2 separate regions of the Homo sapiens genome follow, and region 1 is linked to region 2. Evidence: read pairs that join two places in POLR2A ChIA-PET (ENCODE). Cell type or tissue: MCF 10A. All regions are shown on one strand. Region 1 has its middle 71 kb from the start of LINC01724. Region 2 overlaps KCNT2 (potassium sodium-activated channel subfamily T member 2).

The links. Peaks named below come from ENCODE experiments on the same cell type or tissue, not always from the same donor. Only the 100,000 strongest peaks of a DNase experiment are listed, where the experiment ranks them.
Region 1: POLR2A ChIA-PET joins it to region 2 with 5 read pairs; 2 of 35 experiments call an interaction of 5 or more read pairs at or near these places.

Annotation. Positions count from the first base shown.
Region 1 is chr1:196,157,439-196,162,438 of GRCh38, reverse strand. No RefSeq gene overlaps it. Among named protein-coding and RNA genes, the nearest start is that of LINC01724, 71 kb to the right of the region's middle. In MCF 10A, no CTCF peak of the experiment used is centred here; DNase peaks (open chromatin) are centred at 1,878 and 2,168.
Region 2 is chr1:196,302,082-196,307,081 of GRCh38, reverse strand. It overlaps KCNT2 (potassium sodium-activated channel subfamily T member 2), which reads left to right. Exons shown (of 28, transcript NM_198503.5): 22 at 1,737-1,848. Among named protein-coding and RNA genes, the nearest start is that of LINC01724, 220 kb to the right of the region's middle. In MCF 10A, no CTCF peak of the experiment used is centred here; no DNase peak of the experiment used is centred here.

The DNA.
Region 1 (5,000 bases), 140 kb after region 2:
ATAATAGAACAATTTTATGCCAGATGAAAGTATATATGTTAAAGAAGAGATATTTTTTCAAAACAATGGCAAAGCTGAATTAAAATTAAAGGGAAATAGTTCAAGGGGAAAAAAACCCTCTAAATAAATAGAAATAAAATTAAGGAAATGTAATGAGGATTACATTAGAAATGACATCAATAAAGTCTTCCCAGAGTTTTCATAACATAAGTTATTCTGCAGGTTGTGATGTTCTCATAATTTTTACCAACTTCTTCTGATAATATAATCCCAATTGGAAACTTTTCAGTTCTCATTTTACATGAACTCTGAATAGATTTTGGCATTATTTTGACTCTTCTTGTTTTCTACAACATCATATGCCTTCTTCCCTGACTTGGTCCCTATGTCTCTTGCCATGCCTTCATTTTATGCCTTACATGGAGCGTTCCTTTCTATTCAGTCCTTGCTATCCTCCTTACTCCACATTCTTTCCTAAGGCAATTAAATTTGCTTCTATAATGAAATAATACATATATAAAAATTTCACTCTGTTGATTACCAAGTTTAAATACATTAGGTCTCAGCATCAATGTCCCTTATTCAGAATCCCTTCTTATTCTCCTTATCTACAATGCAACACCAATTATACTTACTCACAATACCAGTTATACTGTCACCATCTGTATGATATAGCCACTGCTATGGGCTGAATGTTTGTGTCCTCCCCATGAAAATCATATGTTGAAATTCTCACTCATAAGGTGATGATATTAGGAAGTAAGGCCTTTGGGAGGTGACTAGGTTATCAGAGTGGAGACCTCTTGATTGGGATTACTGCCTTTGTAAAAGACTGCAGAACACTAGCTAGTCCCTTCTATCATGTGAAGACAGTGAAAAGGCACCGTCTATGAGGCAGAAAGCAGGTCCTCACCATATATGTAACCTGCTGGTGGCTTGATCTTGAACCTCTCAGGCTTCAGAACTGTGAGAAATAAATTTCTTTGGTTTATAAACCACCCAGTTTACAGAATTTTGTTATAGCTGCCCAGACTGTCATTACATTGTACCCATTTGTTTAATGTCTCTTTTTCCATTAGATTGACAGAAATTATTGTGTATTTTAATGATAATTGTATCCTCTGCCTAGAATATTGTGTAAAATGTGTGTATGTGTGTATCTGTGAATACATATAAGTATACCTATTTTTGAAACCTATAATGACTGTTTCTGTTCTGTCTTCAGTGATCTTGGTATGTGAAAGAGATTTGTAAATTGTAAGTGTTATGCACTGTAAGAAAAATATATTTTGAATTTACTGAGGTTTAATTTATAATCTAAAGTGTGATCAAGAATTTAAATTTGAAAAAGAAATGCTCTGTGGTGTCTAATAGGCTTGTGAAAACTTGAGATATCCTACGGTAAAAATGATCAATAAAAAGCTTTCTTACTCATGTAGTTATTGTACTGGATTTTTACAGAATGTAAAGCTAGATATGCATAAGTTAATTTAAGATGTGAAGATAAATTATCCAATATCAGTGGATCTAATATCCACTGTTAAAGAAAGCTAAATATGACCTGGGAAGGATTCTGTACTTCTATATTCCAGTCCTTGTGGATGAAGTGCAACCTAACTTAATAGGTAGAGAGGATTGAATATAGGAGTATGCTCCTGTAGCAATCACTGAGTCTTGGTCAATCCCAACAGCCATCCTTCAACCCGTCATACACTTGTGAGTGTTCAAACTATGCTCAGATAAGGCCAATGCCGACCTGTAACCAATCCAGCTGTTACTGTACCTCACTTCTGATTTCTGTACATCACTTTACTTTTTTTGACCACAAGGCACTCCTGGCATCTCTCTGAATCTGCTATGATTCAGGGGCTGCCCAATTCGTGAATCATTCATTGCTCAATTTAACTTCTTTAAATTAATTCAGCCAAGTTTCTCTTTTAACAGATGATGTCAGAAGTGGGGTGCAAAGTAGAGCTTCTGACAACCCCCGGGAGTACTGAGTGAACAAGCAAGGTATCTGCAGAACCCACTTGTGTCCACCGATCTCTCAGAGTGCCTGGAGATCATGGGTAAGTTCTCTCTCAGATTTTGGGGCTCCACCTATTTGTGTTTTGAGCTCTCTGAGTTTCTTAGAGCAAATTTTTGATCCAAACTGGGTTTGGAAGTTGCAACAGAAACTGGATTGGGTCCAGGAATGGATTTGATTTAGTAATTAACCAGCTTGGATCCAGTTAGAGGCCTCTTACATCTGACTGGGTCAGAAAGAAACTGGTAGCAAATGGTAATATTGTAGGGGTGTAAAATTTGGCTTTAAAAAATTTGTGGGGATTTTTGTATTCTACACCTTTGTTTCATTTTACTTGTGCACTTAGGCAGGAAAAATCATTGGGCAGGTTAATCAAGGGAACCTGAAAGCAAAGCCAATATTAGGTAAAAATGGGATTCTTCATATCTGAAAAACTGAGTCCCTTCTGGCTTATACATTAGGCACAGGAAAAAACAAAGTGTTACCGAAATGGCAAAATCTTACTAAAAGTAACTTATGGTGAAACATTCTGAATAAACAACAATGCATTCAAGTGCATTTAAAAATGAGGGCTCCCAAAAATTAAAGCTGCCAATCTTTCAGCTTAATTATTATCCTACTCCAAAGGAAATACACTGCAGCACCAATTGGCCGACTTCGGATAGGTAATGGGGTACATTTTACCTGAATAAAAGATGGAATTGGGTTAGAGGCCCTCCCCTCAATAAAGTCCCTCTTGGTTAAAAATGGATTAAAGATCGCAGGGCCCAACCAAGGACAAGTTTGACCTTTGCCAGTTCAACGTTGGGTGCTAAGCAGAGTGGCTAATGTCATGAATTTTGCTCTGGCCAGAATGAAAAATGTTAATTGGGTTACCCCCCGCATGCAACCCCATGGGCAGCAACTTGCAAAATTGAAAGGCTTTTGCCTGTGGTTCCCATGAAATAAAAATTCCATTGTCCAAGTCAAATTACCGATGATAACCCATCAGTTATCAGTGCTATGCACCAAATTTGGAGAAACAACTGATATTCAAGAGTATAGAAGTCTAATGTTAATTAAACATGGACTCATGGAGAACCAGGATGGCCACCTTGTCCTTCCTGAGTACATAAAGCTTTTATTATTAAAAGTTCTGCATTCCATGACTCATCATGGAAAAGATAAAATGATCCTAATTGAATATATTGGTGTGGTGGCATAAATTGCTAAAGTAGTTTATAACCAATATTTGGTCCCATATTCCCGGGAAAAAAATCTAAGCTTCTAGATTGTGAAGGGATTGATTATCCTCTGTGAATCATATCTCTGTGAACCATAAAAAGCTTTCTTTAGTGGTGAAAATACACTGTGGCATAATAACTTAGTGTTATAATATCAGGCCTCCTCCATGGGAGAGCTTTTATACAACCAGAAAACATGCTTTGGAAATAACATTTGAGTGAACTCCCTTTACAAAATGTTTAAACAACCCATCAGATGACCAAATGTATATCCGTGGATGACCATGGATAAACTTATACTTTGATAGGTAAAAGATGAGAGCCTAATATAGATAAGAGACTGCTTAGTTAAGTGAATAGACTCTTTATCTAGCTCATTCTTTGATCTATTTGATTGTAGGTGGTTTGGTTTATGGGGACCCTGGGTAAGAAGCATACTCTACCCTCTTGGTATTATCCTCCACAGAGTCATAAAATTAGTCTCCCTATTGTGCTGCATTCTCTCAAGGGTTATAAATGTTTGCATGCAACCATCTCTAGAATGTCAAATGGTCTCTCTTCAATTGGAATGATAAGAGCTGAAAGAAATGTGTGACCATGGGGACTCTGTAACCTATGAATGGCATGCTGAGACCGGAAACCCAAAATGATGGTAACTGAGAGTGATGCTAAGGCCCTAAGTTTTAGTAAAACTCTTACCTAAGTGAGAACCTGGCCAAAAAGTGGGAAATTTTTAAAACGAAATTATTAGAGGCCATTGTTTTGGACTGAGCTCACGCACTAGGCCCCAACAAACCAAACCAAACAAAACAAAAATGGAGTTGTTCAGGCTAAATGTGACATAATCAAACTAAGACTTCATTTATTTTATTTTATTTTATTTATTTATTTATTTTTATTATTATACTTTAAGTTTTAGGGTACTTGTGCACAATGCGCAGGTTAGTTACATATGTATACATGTGCCATGCTGGCGTGCTGCACCCATTAACTCGTCATTTAGCATTAGGTATATCTCCTAATGCTATCCCTCCCCACTCCCCCCATCCCAAAACAGTCCCCAGAGTGTGATATTCCCCTTCCTGTGTCCATGTGTTCTCATTGTTCACTTCCCATCTATGAGTGAGAACATGCGGTGTTTGGTTTTTTGTCCTTGCGATAGTTTACTGAGAATGATGATTTCCAATTTCATATATGTCCCTACAAAGGACATGAACTCATCCTTTTTTATGGCTGCATAGTATTCCATGGTGTATATGTTCCACATTTTCTTAATCCAGTCTATCATTGTTGGACATTTGGGTTGGTTCCAAGTCTTTGCTATTGTGGATAATGCCACAATAAACATACGTGTGCATGTGTCTTTATAGCAGCATGATTTATAGTCCTTTGGGTATATACCCAGTAATGGGATGACTGGGTCAAATGGTATTTCTAGTTCTAGATCCCTGAGGAATCGCCGCACTGACTTCCACAATGGTTGAACTAGTTTACAGTCCCACCAACAGTGTAAAAGTGTTCCTATTTCTCCACATCCTCTCTAGCACCTGTTGTTTCCTGACTTTTTAATGATTGCCATTCTAATTGGTGTGAGATGGTATCTCATTGTGGTTTTGATTTGCATTTCTCTGATGGCCAGTGATGATGAGCATTTTTATGTGTCTTTTGGCTGCATAAATGTCTTCTTTTGAGAAGTGTCTGTTCATATCCTTTGCCCACTTTTTGATGGGGTTGTTTGTTTTTTTCTTGTA
Region 2 (5,000 bases):
ATTTTTAACATTAAAAGTCAGCAAAAGAAATTATATCGTGGTTGTTGTTTTCCTGATATTATTTTAATAACAATTACTACAATTTACCTGAATCAATAACTACAGTAGTATTTATTACCAAAACGAAGATTAAGAACTAGGATTGTTTAGTCAGCCACAATTTATTACCCCTAGAAAAATACGTATATACTTATAATTTGTGAATTTTATTAAAAGATTTCACAAAATACCCAATGATATCCTAGCTCTCAAAGGCCTTGATTAGGTAAGGCCCAATGTTAGTCCATTTGTGCTAATGGCCAAGAGGGCGTGTTAGGTTTTACAGACAACTCTAAAAAAAAAAAAGCAAGCAAACAAAAAAAAACCAAAACTCTTCTTAAGAATGTGTTAGTGTCTTAACCTGAATGGTGACTAAAGCCCAATGTAAACACACCTGAGAGGCAGATAATCAGAGAAGCCTGGTCTGAAGGCTAAGAAAGGCCCTGCTTGCTGCAGAGCAGTAGGGTGGGCACACTCTCCCCAGCAGGAGGGAGCATTCCTGGCAAATCATCCATCAACCTTCCAGAGTTGGACCTGAGGAAAGGTAAAAACTCGTCTGTAATGCTGGAGCTCAAGGACAGGGCTCCCATCTTAAAAGAAGCATGTACCACATCAAGCACTCGGGCACATGGAAGTAACAGCACCCTCATGACTGAATGAGCATAAATTCATAAATTCATAAATTGAGAGCAGAAGGAGCTGATTTGTTCCTGAGCCACACAAACAGGCTGTTTATATTCTGCATATTTGCAGTCAGTTTTAGTCCCTGAGTTCAAGGGATGAGTTCAACCTAGTGATGGGAATTTTAAGTGGTCATAACTTAGTTTAAAGACATATCATATGAAAAACAAAGGTGATTATCACAGAAGTGGCTGCCACAGAGAATACCAAAATATTTAACAAGGAAAGCTACCAGGGATGCATAGATATCAGGTAAGGATCAGATCATGAACAACAGCAAAAATAAAAAGTATTTATTGTGGTATCATCCTGCCCCTTTTCTCTGGGGGAAAGAAATCTTGTGTGAGCGTGTACGTATGTGTGCTCATTTTGGTATATATTTGAGAGAGTGTCAAATGGGAAGAAAGCTAATATGAAGCCATGGGACCTGTGAAAAAAAATTTCAGGATACTTTTGGGGAACACTATCAATGCTTTAGCCTTGGCCCCAATTAATTACAATGAAGTTTTACATAAATTATTTCCTCATCTCAGAAGTTTGTTGTAGCAAGATTTGACATTTAAAAATTGCCCACTATGAGAATAAGGAGCCATAGGACATGAAAGAGCTCACATAGTAGACAAGAAGCTCATTATGTGAAATTTTTGCCAATCAGCTTATTTATCTTTATAGATTTCTGTTTCAATACCATCCACAAAGTAACCTTGTAACTTCTTAAATCAGCTTTATGAGTTTCTTCTATGTTGTTCCATAATTGTAAAGAGAAAATGTCTAAAAAAAGCCAAATTACTGAATTTATTTTTCTTATTGTGCTAAAATGTCTGTTAAAATATTCTTCGGGAAATAGTGTTTCATTTTTCCTGCATTGTATAGAAGATTTTATGTGGCACTGCCTGCTGTTGTAATTGGATATAGTTTTATGCCCAAGGCTAGGAATCACTCACTCATAAATATGTTGTTATAAAAAATACCATATTGGATTGTTAGTGTAATGCAAATGTTCTTTTGAAATGTAGGTTGTTTTCCAGTCTCAGTATTATCACAGAGCTAACTCACCCCGCCAACATGAGATTCATGCAATTCAGAGCCAAAGACTGTTACTCTCTTGCTCTTTCAAAACTGGAAAAGGTAAGACCCCACATTATCAAGTAAATTAGATTTAACCATCTTTATTCAGAAATTAACTCTGTAAATATATAAAAAAAATGCCATGAGATAGTAAAACTAAAATGCTGTTTTGAATTTTTATTTGGGAGATGAAATTCTAATTGATAATTTTTTTAAAAATGTGAATTGACAGATTTGAACGATTTATATCACAGGTAAATATGATGGAGATATTTTGTTCTATTATTATTAAGTATTAAACACATGATTTGTGAAAGAATTAAATGCAACAGAAATGTGTATACTCACTTACTTGCTATGTCATGAAAATGCTGGCTTCCCAGATGTCACCAATACAACCTGACATAAAGCTAAGTTTATTGCTTACCTAGGTAGGGGAGACTACCTCCCCAGTAGAAGTTTGGCAAGGTCTCAGAGGGAGGAAAACAAGGTCAAAATATACTGAGAACTGGAATTTAATTTAATGATGATATTTCAAAACAGGGACTTGACTGGGATTGGGAAGAGATCCGGATAATGCTAATAGAGACAATGGAATTGCAAAGTAATGTTATATGGTCAGAAAGATTTGGTTTCCATTTTCAGTATACAGGCTGAGTGTGGGTGTAGATGGTTTTTGCACTCAGCTTTTACTTACTACTAAATAGTAGTGTACTGAGAGAATTAGATGTGAAAGGAAAAAAAAGACCCAGTCTTATACATGTAAAATGTGTTAACCTGGGTGTGGCGGCTCGTGCCTATAATCAGAGTGACCTGGGAAGCTGAGACAGGAGGATTCCTTGAGCCCAAAATTTCGACGCTGCAGTGAGCTATGATCATGGCAGTGCACTCCAGCCTGGGTGGCATAGTGAGATCCCATTTCTAAAAATAAATAAATAGTTAAATCTAGGCTGTTTTCATTTCTTATAACAATATAAGAGGTAGAGAAAATGATGCCTTATATTTTTTGGTTAGTTATTTCTTTTAATTACCAATTATGACAGACCAGATGCTGTCCTAATTCCTGGGAAACATATTGTTGAGTAAGGTTGTGTCTGTACCCTCATCTATTGATTTATCCAAAGCTAGTCACACACGTGATGTTTATAGAGCCTTACCCTGCTTTTTTATGGCCACAGGGAAATTGTTGTTGTGCCCTGCTTCCAGATGTGGAAACTGAGTTTGAGACTAGATAGATACCTCTCCCAAGATTATACAGCTACCAGTTCAATTCAGCAAGGCATATGTAAGGCTATTAATATTCAGGACAGAAAATTTCCACTATGCCACGTTGCTTTAGCAACATAAAAAAAGATGGCAAGCAGGGCTAAATTGACTCAGACTTGAAAGCAAACCAAATAATCAGAAAACCAGCAGGAATCCGTGCTGGCATGATGTAGTAGTACAGCCTCCTTCATGGGAAGTGAGGTAGAATCACTTGTGATGAAGAAGCCAGGATCTGTAGTCAGATTGGTCCAATTCACCACTGCTTTTGAGAAATGGAAACTGGATAAATTATTTCGTAGCCTTGGGATTCTTATGTGGAAAATAGTGGTAGGAGCTATTTTAAATAGTAGGGTCATTATAAAGATTACAGCACATAATCTATGCAAAACACTTAGCCCTGCATTTGACATATAATTAGTACTCAAATAAATGGTACTAAAAGCATAACGATACATTTTATATTTGTTGATATTGTCACTAATAAATATTTCATTCTGTGCATTCTAGTTGTTGACGAGTCAGTTGACGTAGCAAGGTCATAATTGTGGAAGGTAATTTCAGTATTTGTGAGCATTTGTATTGACATGCTTGTGTGCTTATTGCATTAGGGAAAAAGAAGAAAAATATGAGGTATATATGCCAGTCAATTACATATATCTCTTTATCCAAAGGAAAAATAAAACTTAATATTTTTGCAGCAGGCAAGAAGGCACAATTTAATACCAGGTATCTAGGCTAAACTCCCAAAGAGAGAGACACAAGTTGCCTTCCTCCTTGATGTTCACATTTCAAAAAGATACCCCAAGGCCCACAAGAAAAACATTCCTGGAATGCAAAACTGGCTAGAGGTTTATTCAGCTTTTCAGAGATTTGCATCCATCTCAGGGACAGAGAAAGGATTTCCAGTTACAAGTTTTTGACAGAGAAAGGATTTACAATTACAAGTTTTCTAAAGAAAATGCTCCAAGGAAAAGGGAAGGGACTTTTGTCATCAGGGTATTTTTTTTTTTTTTAAGATTTGCATTTGTCCTTATGTCTTTTAGATTTTTCCCATGAAGAAAAAAGAAACTCAATACATCAACATATTTCCAAATTATTCAGGGATAGGAAGGCTGGAGGAAGTGGGATTAAAATAAATAGTTTGAATGTTATAAAGCTGTGGAAAATTCTTTGATCCACTTGTTACCATATTATGTTAAAGTTAATTTCAGAAACTTAAAAATTTAAAAATGTAGAAACTTTTTAGTCTTTTATAGTCTCGTGGGTTGAATCTCATGCCCCATCCAAAAAAAAAAAAGTTGTGCTGGGGTCCTAACTCTTACAGATGTGGTCTTTAGAGAGAGGCAGTCAACTTCAAAGGAGACCATAGTGTGGGTTCTAATTTATGGCTCACTGACATTTTTATTAAAAGGGTGAATTTAGATATACAGACAGACACACATTAAAGGAAGGCAATGTGAAGGGAAACAGAAGATAGTCTTCCATAAGCCAAGGAGAAAGGCCTGGAACAGATCTTTCATTTACAGTCCTCAGAAGGAACCAATCTTGACAACATCTTTATTTCAGACTTCTTGCCTCCATGACTGTAAGGCAATAAATCTATATTGTTTAAAACACCCAGTCGATATTACTTTGTTATGGCAGCCCTATCAAATAATGTTCCATGAATGATATGGTAAATCTTCCAATCAAGGTTTTTTTTTAATCAGTAATATTTACTGGTATGACAGCTAACACAGTATTTAATTATCTTTCCATATTTGTATTCTGGGTGCAAGGAGATTTTTAGGATTAGAAAACTGATCTCTATTTCCAATATTTAAATAATCAGTAGCATTTTCTATAGTTACTGTTGGCTGAGGGTTACATGGATTTTTATTCTTCCAAACAATTATGAATATTGTTTCCATCTATCTATAAGTAGATGCCCTTGCACCTTCACAGGT